3 separate regions of the Homo sapiens genome follow, and regions 1 and 2 are each linked to region 3. A link is a contact called in ENCODE Hi-C data. All regions are on one chromosome and are shown on one strand. The core of a region is the stretch at or near the end of the contact, and the rest is flanking DNA. Distances in the headings are between cores, read along the strand shown.

Region 1 (2,724 bases), core at 199-2,698, 1.1 Mb before region 3:
GAACGAATATTAAAGAGCTCTTCCTGTTCTCCTTTTGTGTTTGGCTACTAGGAGAGCAGACCTAAATTCTTTGCCCCATTCCGGCAAATTTCCTCCGTTAAGAACTTTGGGCAAAACTGTTTGTCTACCCCATTCTTGCTTGTCTTTTTATTTTTATGTTAATGATTTTCAGGTGAGTTTTTTACTACAGGCTGCTGAACTATACTGCAGATAAGTAGGCTTATGAATGTGGGTGTTAAAAAAAATACAGAGTTGTTCAACATGGATGTTTTCCTAGATTAAGTTTTGATGTTTATACAACCGACTTGAAGAACACAAAAAGTTTATCTGAAATCCATTCATCAAGGCTAAGTTCTCCATACTGTTTTGTAACTTATTTTAAAATGATGGATATCATGTATGTGATACATAATGGATGATGAATATTATTTGGACAAAACTCATTATGAGTAAAGAAACAAAATTACATGTCTCTACATTCGAGTGGGTGGGTTACAAAATTACAAGCAGCAATCCCTGCAACAGGATTCCAGTGTTCTAGGCTTCTACCCCATTCTAACTATGAGGAAAATGAAATTTCATTCCATTACCATTTACTGGGACTCTGCTTTGAGAAGAGCACTAAAATAATTTGGCTCCCAAATGACCTCCAATATCGAACTTGGTGTGCTGCCGTGTAATAATCTTCCCAAGAGCATCAGCTTCCTTCTAAGTGTTAGACCCTGCCCCATTTTGTCTTTTATTTGACGAGGTTGGCTCTTTTCTTGGTGTTTCCCCTTAAGTTTACAACTTGCAGATTTCTCCCCTTCTATCAAGTTTTGATTTCTCTTTGCCCCATCTAAGACTGACATTCCAAAATCAGAACTCTGCACTTTTATTCGTCTGCTGTCCCTGCCTCCCCCATAGCCACAGATTCACTGTAACAGAACTCTGCTCTACTTTCTCGAGCACATCGGTCTTCCGGCCATAAGGTATCAGGTCCTTCCTTTCCTTCGGCTCTTATGGTGCCGTACCCGATCGGTCTGGTCTCCCAGCGTTGGGTACGTTAGAGATTTAAGTCTTTTCCCCAACTCCAGGTAGCTCCACAGATCCGCCTTCCTTCCCCCAAACCCCCGAGACCCCATCTCCACAACTTCGGCCTCAGTCCCCAGATCCACCCACTTCCAGGGCGTCAACGTCTCCTCCCCCTCACCGGGTCCTCAAGTCCTGAGTCTGACGCCCCCCGCCTCCACCCCAACCCTGGGCTGCACTGCTCCGCCGCGTCCGCACGCACCCACTCGTTGGCCCGATGGCCGAAGGTGTACAGAGCCACCTGGCTGGCCACGTCCACGATGCGGTTGATATAGGGGTCGTGGCGCTGCAGGGCCGCTAGGCTGATGTCGCGCCCCTTTCCCACCAGGCCGCCTGCCGCCACGGCTGCCATCTTCCCTCCCTCCCAGACATAGGCACGGGGCTCTTGGAAGCCACTCTCAATAGATCGCAGAACGAGCGAGCTGCCTCGCAACCGAGAACCCACGGCGACCACACGGCCCGGGAGGCCTTCCGGCTCCAGTCACCCCCACCCTCCTGCCCGCCGACAGACGCAAGGCCTCACTAATCGATGGCCGCGCCCCGCCCACTGAGGATCGTTGCCACTGGCAACGACAAGCCCAGGCCTGCCCTCTGCATCCCGTTTCTTTCTCCAAGAGCTGTTTTTCTACGCGCTCGAGCCTTTGAGCTGTGTGTGCGGTAGGATTTCCTTCTTGGATGTGTTCGACCCCTTGGCATATCTTTTCTTTGGCGCTTCAGTGATCAAATCTATCACAATAAATAAGCCTCGAGCATCAAGAACTCTGAAGAGAAAGAGAACTGAATTGATTTCTGAATGCGCTAACACCCAGTGGTTCTCAAAGTGTGGTGTGGTCCTGGAACCCTTTGGGAGTTTCTGAGACCCTTTCAGGGGATCTGCAAGGTCAAAAAAAAAACAAAACCTTTTATGACAATGCTGAGACTTACTTATTTGACTTGTTCACTGTGGTGACGTTTTGCAGACAATGGTGGTTAAAAGCGCCGGTGGTTTAACCCAATCAAGGCAGGGGCACCAAACTGTATTGCTAGTCAAAGTACGCGTCACTAATCTGCACTCTCAGTTACAAAAGAAAAAAAAAAAAAGAAGAAGGTAGAGAGCCAGTGTCACCTGATGGTGTTCTTGATAAGCAGTAAGAATTATTAATTTCATTGAAGCTTAATCCTTGGGTACAATTCTTTTTAACATTCTGCATGAAAAAATAGGAAATAGGCATAAAGCACGTCTGCTGCAAAATGAAGTGTGTCATATTTGTCTCTAGGAAAATACTTCTGTGCTTGAGTTGTAGGCCGAATTCATGTTTTTATTTTTATTTTCATAAAACATTTTTACTTGAAAGAAAGATGGGCAAACTATGATTATTCAAACAGGTACTTGACAGACATTTTTCTGAAAATAAATAAAGTGTGCCTGTCACTTTCAGGAAAACAAGGGACAATTACTGCTGCCAATGATAATTTTTAAGCCTTCAAGCCAGAATTAAAAGTTTAGAAAATGTGTATCTACTGCCATGAGCTTGACATCTCAGTACTTAATGTTTTTTTTTCTGATGAGATCAGTGATGATATTAATGAGCGCAATTTTAACAAATCTTGTATAATGGAAAGTGTCAATATCTCAAAGATCTGCTTAACTCAGTGGTCCAGTATTTTCCAAAA
Region 2 (2,928 bases), core at 413-2,912, 1.2 Mb after region 3:
TTTAATTCTCAGCAAGGCAAGGTACTTCTATAGAAGGGTGCGTCCTTACAGATGGAGCAATGGTGAGCGCACACTTGGACAAGGGAGGGGAAGGGGTTCTTATCCCTGACGCACGTGGCCCCTGCTGCTGTGTAGTGCCCCACCGCACAGGCTAAACTAATTCCGATTGGCTAATCTAAAGAGAGTGATGGGGGTGAGTGGTTTGGCGGGAAAAACAGTTATGACAGAGCAGGTAATCTGAGTCAGGGTGGCGTAGGTAATGGGAAGGAGTCAGGGTGGAGTAGGTAATGGGAAGGAGTCAGGGTGGAGTAGGTAATGGGAAGGAGTCAGAGTGCAGCAGGTAATCGAAAAAGGTTGTGGCCGGGCGCGGTGGCTCACGCCTGTAATCCCACCACTTTGGGAGGTCGAGGCGGGCGGATCACGAGGTCAGGAGATCGAGACCATCCTGGCTAACACGGTGAAACCCTGTCTCTACTAAAAATACAAAAAATTAGCCGGGCGTGGTGGCAGGCGCCTGTAGTCCCAGCTACTCGGGAGGCTGAGCCAGAATGGCGTGAACCCGGGAGGCGGAGCTTGCAGTGAGCCGAGATCACACCACTGCACTCCAGCCTGGGTGACAGAGCCAGACTCCATCTCAAAAAAATAAATAAATAAATAAAAAAGAGAAGGTTGCTTTAGGAGGAAGTTAAGTTTAAAAGTAAAAAGCAAAGAATTGAACATACTGACATATTGATTCTTTGAAAAGAAATTTAGAACTCATATCTAACATGAAGCAACTCCCTCAACGTTCTGAAGGCTATTAAAGAGAAATTATTCATCTGAGGCTTGTTAAAAACGGCAAGACTTTACTCAAGACTACTGCAATAGGTGAGAGAGACTGAATTCGACTCTAGAATACAACCGGGACCAGTGGAGATTTATAGCCAGGGGGCGGGATGGAAGGGATGAAAGAGAAGATGGGAAATTACCAGAACGTGGTAAGCTATCTGGGGGAGGGGGAGGAGGAACTTTACTAGATATCAAGGGCCTTAGAAGAGAGCATCAACAGTGAGGTCTCTCTTGATAAACAGGCTTAGCAGGATTCTTTGGTAAAACCAGGCTCAGCAGGCCGAGGATGCCGTCTAGTATAGAAAAGGCCTCAAAGGAGCCCGACTAAAGTTTGGTCACGGAGGGCGTCTGTCCCGGCGGAGTTGGGGTGGGTGGGTCTAAGTCTACAGACCTGGCCGACGCTACGTCCCTAAGGTTAGGGACTAACAGACCTCATAGAACACAGTCTGTTGGTCGCTGTACACCCGTGAGGGGTTCATCACAGTGGCCAGCTATAAGACGAACGGTTGCATTCCAGCCTCAATCGCAACAACCACAAATCAGTGCGCCGGCTTCCTTATCTGCCCCGAACGCAGGCTGCCGGCTATCGAGGGAAGGAATCCTACCGCGGACTCCGCGGGCGGGGCCTCCCGCACCTGCCGCGCGCCAATCACAGGCCGGCGCGCAGGGGCGCAAGCGCCGCAGCCCTGGGCGGGGCCCCCGTGGCTCCCTCGTCTCCCCCGCCCCGTCGGCCTCGCCCGGCCCTGAGTGGCCTTCGGGGATGACGTGCGAGGCCGCCTCGGCCTATGGCGGCGGAGCCGGCCGGCTGCTTGGCGGAAGTGGTGTGGGGGAGGTAGCCCGCAGTGCAGGGGCAGCGCGGCGCGGGGCCACCGACGGGACGCGGCTCCGGGAACATGGCTCGCTTCGCTCTGACTGTTGTCCGGCAGTGAGTATGGCTGTGGCAGGATGTCTTTCTCTCTCTCTTCCTTGAGTGTGTTGGAGCGGGTGAAGGGAAAACGGGTCCACCACCCTCTCCCCTCCCTGCTCGCTCCAGCCCGGGAGGGCTGGCTTGGAAGCGCTTTTTCCGGGGCGCTTGCCCTGGGGCCGTCCCGTGTCGCCCCTCCTCTCACCCCAGCAGCCCCGAGGGACGACGGCAGGTCTTAGATAGCTTCGTTCCGTGTTTCAGATAAAGTGAGGCCCGGAGGAGCAAGGGATCGGGGTTCGTAGGCACTTGGTGGCTGCACCAAAAACGGTGCCAGACATGTCCACAGACTTGTCTGGGTACCGATTTTGCTCCCCAGCAGATTGCAAAGAGTTTGCAGAATTGCTCGTCCATGGCTGATGTTTTTGATGCCGGCTGCCTTCCGCTATCCTCTCAGTTTCTGAGGTTCCCCCTCGTTTCCCCAGGCAGTCAGCCCCCCAGGCACATATATGAGACTTCTTTCTTTTCCCCAGAGGTTACAGTTCTGGGAGAGAAAAGAGGATCACAGCTCTGATCTCAGCAGACCGTATCATCCCAAATAAATGTTTTTATTATCATAACGTTACACGGAGCTGCATGCTGATAGGTCTTTATGTATTTGCCAAGTGTTAACGGGAGGTGAAAATCAGGGTAGTTAAGAGCACAGATTTTTATTTTTATTTTTTTTTTTTTGTGAGATGGAGCCTCGCTCTGTCACCCAGGCTGGAGTGCAGTGGCGCTATCTCTGCTCACTGCAACCTCCCGCCTCCGGGGTTCAAGCGATTCTCCTGCTTCAGCCTCCCGAGTAGCTGGGATTACAGGCATGCGCCACCACGCCCGGCTAATTTTTGTATTTTTAGTAGAGACAGGGTTTCGCCATGTTGGTCAGGCAGGTCTGGAACTCCTGACCTTAAGTGATCCGACTACCTCGGCCTCGCAAAGTGTTGGGATTACAGGCATGAGCCACCGCGCCCTGCTAAGAGCACAGATTTTTCAGGCAAGGTAGACCTCGGTTGGAGTCTGTTCTCCAGCTAAGAGCCAGGTAGCCTGGACTTAAGTTTCCTGATATGCAAATGATAGTGCGTATCTCACTACTTTAATGCGAGAATTAAATGGGGGACAGGTAAAGTGTATGATGCAACAGGGAAAGAAATATATCT
Region 3 (3,080 bases), core at 91-2,590:
GAGTACAGTGGCATGATCCTAGTTTACTGCAGCCTCCAACGCCTGAGCCTCAGCCTCCGGAGCAGCTGGGACTACAGGGGTGTGCCACCACACCCGGTTAATTAAAACATTTTTTTTTTGAGATGGGGTTTCCCTATGTTGCCCAGGCTGTTCTTGAATTCCTGAGTTCCTGAGCTCAAGCAATCCTTCCACCTGGGCCCCCCAAAGTCCTGGGATTACACGCGTGAGCCACCACACCTGGCCTAGAAGACATTTTTGATGACAGTAATGATGAGAAGAGATGGCGTTTTAGTGCTCTTTGGAAACAAGTTTAGGCCTTCTAGCTTTAAGAATCCGGGCCTATAATCCCAGCACTTTGGGAGGCAGAGGCAGGAGGATGGCTTGAGCCCGGGAGTTTGAGACCAGCTTGGGCCCAGGGAGACCACCGTCTGTACAAAAAAAATCAAAAACTTCGCCGGACGTGGTGGTGCGCGCCTACAGTCCCAACTACTCTGGAGGCTGAGGCGGGATCACTTGAGCCCGGGAAGTCGAGGCTGCAGTGAGCCGTGATCGCACCACTGCACTCCTGCCTGGGCAACAGAGTGAGTCCTTGTCTCAAGAAAAAACAAAACAAAACAAAAAGCAAAAAACACATAAAATCCAGGCCTGAAAAAGCGCCCGGGCCAGACATGCCTAGCTGGAGTTTCTCCTGCCTTAGCGCACCCCTCAGGCACACGGTGCCCTGTAGTCGCCCTTGGAGGCCGCCAGCTCCTGGGGAGGCATGGCCCTTTCTGCGGGAGGTGTCTCAGGCAGGCTCCAACACACACCCGCGCTGTCAGCATCTCGCACAGTCCGCCCGAAACACCAGGGAAGGGGTTCGTAGGTGTGGGGGTGGGGTGGCGAGGCCAGGCAGCCTGGCGCGAGGGAGAGAGCCGAGGCCTGGGCCAGGAAGGCCCTTGGGTGCCGTGTGGGCGCAGAGCCCAGGAGAGCGCACTGCCAGGCCCGGACCTCCCCGCCCCTACCCCGGGAAGAGGCCCGTTCGCCGCAGGGGGAAGGCGGGATCATAGCACCTCGGAGGAGCGGCCGGTCCGGGCATGCGGGCGGCGGGGCGGGGAGGGAGGCTTCCGGAACCCCGAGAGAGCACCCGTGCCTCGCGGGCCCCGTGCCCCGTCCCCGGGCTCCCCTTCCTCTAACGCAGGGGACCCAGCCCGGGGCAGTGCCGGGCACTGGCGCTGGCGCCCCGCTCAGCCCTGCGATCCTTCTCCGCCCCGCCCCTCCCCGCTCCGCCCCGCCCCTCCCCGCTCCGCCCCCGGGCCGCCCCGCCCCGCAGGCTCGCCATTCCCGGGCAGGCCCCGCCCCCTGTTTCCGCTGGCGGCGGCGGCGGCGGCGGTGCCGGAGCGCGAGCAGAGCGGAGACCCCCAGGTCCTGCGGGCGCGGTGAGTGCGGCCCGGGCGGCGGGCGGCGAGGCGGGTCTCGAGAGCGTGCGGAGTCGCGCGGCCTTGAGCCGGCGCCGGGCGGGCTGGGCACCCCCAGGCCGAGACCCGAGAAGGGGGAGCGGCCGGGGGCGCCCACGGGAGGCAGTGTGGGCAGGGCGGCGGTGGGACGAGAGGACGAGGAACAGAGTAGGCGCCGTGCGGGAAGCGGGCCGGGAAGGGGAGGGTGGGTGCGGGGCCCGGGCACCGAGCGAAGTGGGGTCCTCCAGGGGATGGCTCCGAGGAAGACCGTTTCAGAAAGGGAGTAACCCGGGGCCGGCAAGGGTTTCCGACTGTGTGACCCCGTGCACCGCTTGGGACAGTCCATACAAGGACCCCAGAGAGGGCCAGGGGGCCTTCGGGCAGGGCTGGGATATGGCCTGCAGCCCCCCGGCACCCGCGACCGCTCCCTGGGCCACTGCTGGAAGATCAGCACTCCGAGTGACAGGACTCTGGCACATCCCGAAGTTGGAGATCTAGCCCATCTGTGCATTCAAGTTTGGGACTTCAAAAAACTTTCTTGTGGTTTTTAAAAAAAGATCCAAACAAGAAACCGGCTTGTTGTTGTAAGAGCAATATTTGTACTTGTACATCTTGGAACTGGAGTCTTGGATCTCCTCCCTCTTTGAAAAATATACGAGTCACTGCTTCATCTTCCCCCAAATGCCTGTTTTGTCTGGGGAAGCTTGGGCTAGTATGGGATCCCCTGAGCTACCTTTTTCTCGCATCACCAAAACGGGGGGTAAGAAGGCAGGGGCTTACCTGCCTTACCTGGTAACTCTTAGTTCAGAGACCCAGTCTCTCATTATGTGCGCGTGCCCTTCTGACCTGCAGCTGTCCTTTTCCCTGGGGTGACTCAGGTATTTCCTCCTCCAGGAAGCTTTCCTGGACTAGTGGAGAAAACTGAAGACTCATGCGAGGATCCCTATATATACCTGCCAGCTCCCTTCTCTTTACTGAAAATAGCCACAGAGAATGTTGAATATATGCTTTGCTATAGAGATACGCAGCCAGCTTGCCATCATAAGTAATGGGGAGGGGAGGAGAGGGATTATGGATAATTTCAAACAATAGCCTGGACAAATCATTTATATTTAGCTAAGGAATGCAGCCAGAGAGGCAGACAATTACACCGGCTTCCTACCCTCGGCTTGGTCCTGGCATGGCTGATGCAGCTGGGCTGTGGGTTGGAGGGAGAGGATTGGGGTAGATAAAACTTGAAGTGTAATTCAGTTCTACTCTCACTCACTGAAGACGCCCTGTGTGCAAGTCCCTGAACAGGTGAGAGTAGGATTTTTTTTTTTTTGGTCTGGTTTAATCAGATTTTAATATTCTGGCAGAGCTTTTTAAACCTATGAACAGATATTTAATATTAATAACAATAACTAGTGTTGATAAAGTAATTTATAGTTGGCCAAGTTTTTTCTATGCACGTTACATTAGCTGTATATAATTTTATTTAATTCATACGTAATCTTGTGAAATTTGTTACTTTTTTTTTTTTTTTTGAGACAGAGTCTCACTCTGTTGCCCAGGCTGGAGTGCAGTGGCAGGATCTCAGCTCACTGCAACCCCCGCGTCCCAGGTTCAAGCCATTCTCCTGCCTCAGCCTCCCGAGTAGCTGGGATT

The links. Hi-C counts contacts between places; a loop is a spot of excess contacts on that map. Pooled maps may share reads with other maps.
Region 1: a loop to region 3 is called in a pooled map, with 7 times the contacts of the local background. The contact joins the promoter of DCP1B here to the promoter of TSPAN9 in region 3. A Hi-C loop is called at or near these places in 6 of 50 pooled maps.
Region 2: a map of CD4-positive, alpha-beta T cell shows a loop between it and region 3 (10-fold over the local background). The contact joins the promoter of TIGAR here to the promoter of TSPAN9 in region 3. A Hi-C loop is called at or near these places in 2 of 168 maps with a recorded cell type or tissue (CD4-positive, alpha-beta T cell and naive thymus-derived CD4-positive, alpha-beta T cell) and 11 of 50 pooled maps.

The regions. Positions count from the first base shown.
Region 1 is chr12:2,003,009-2,005,732 of GRCh38, forward strand. It overlaps DCP1B (decapping mRNA 1B), which reads right to left and starts at 1,449. Exons shown (of 9, transcript NM_152640.5): 1 at 1,274-1,449. The coding sequence starts at 1,423. It also overlaps a transcript of CACNA1C not described here. RefSeq lists enhancers at 531-1,170, 1,495-1,724.
Region 2 is chr12:4,319,551-4,322,478 of GRCh38, forward strand. TIGAR (TP53 induced glycolysis regulatory phosphatase) reads left to right here and starts at 1,663. Exons shown (of 6, transcript NM_020375.3): 1 at 1,663-1,753. The coding sequence starts at 1,722. RefSeq lists an enhancer at 1,255-1,908 and a silencer at 1,374-1,753.
Region 3 is chr12:3,076,039-3,079,118 of GRCh38, forward strand. TSPAN9 (tetraspanin 9) reads left to right here and starts at 1,341. Exons shown (of 9, transcript NM_006675.5): 1 at 1,341-1,415. RefSeq lists silencers at 847-896, 947-1,446.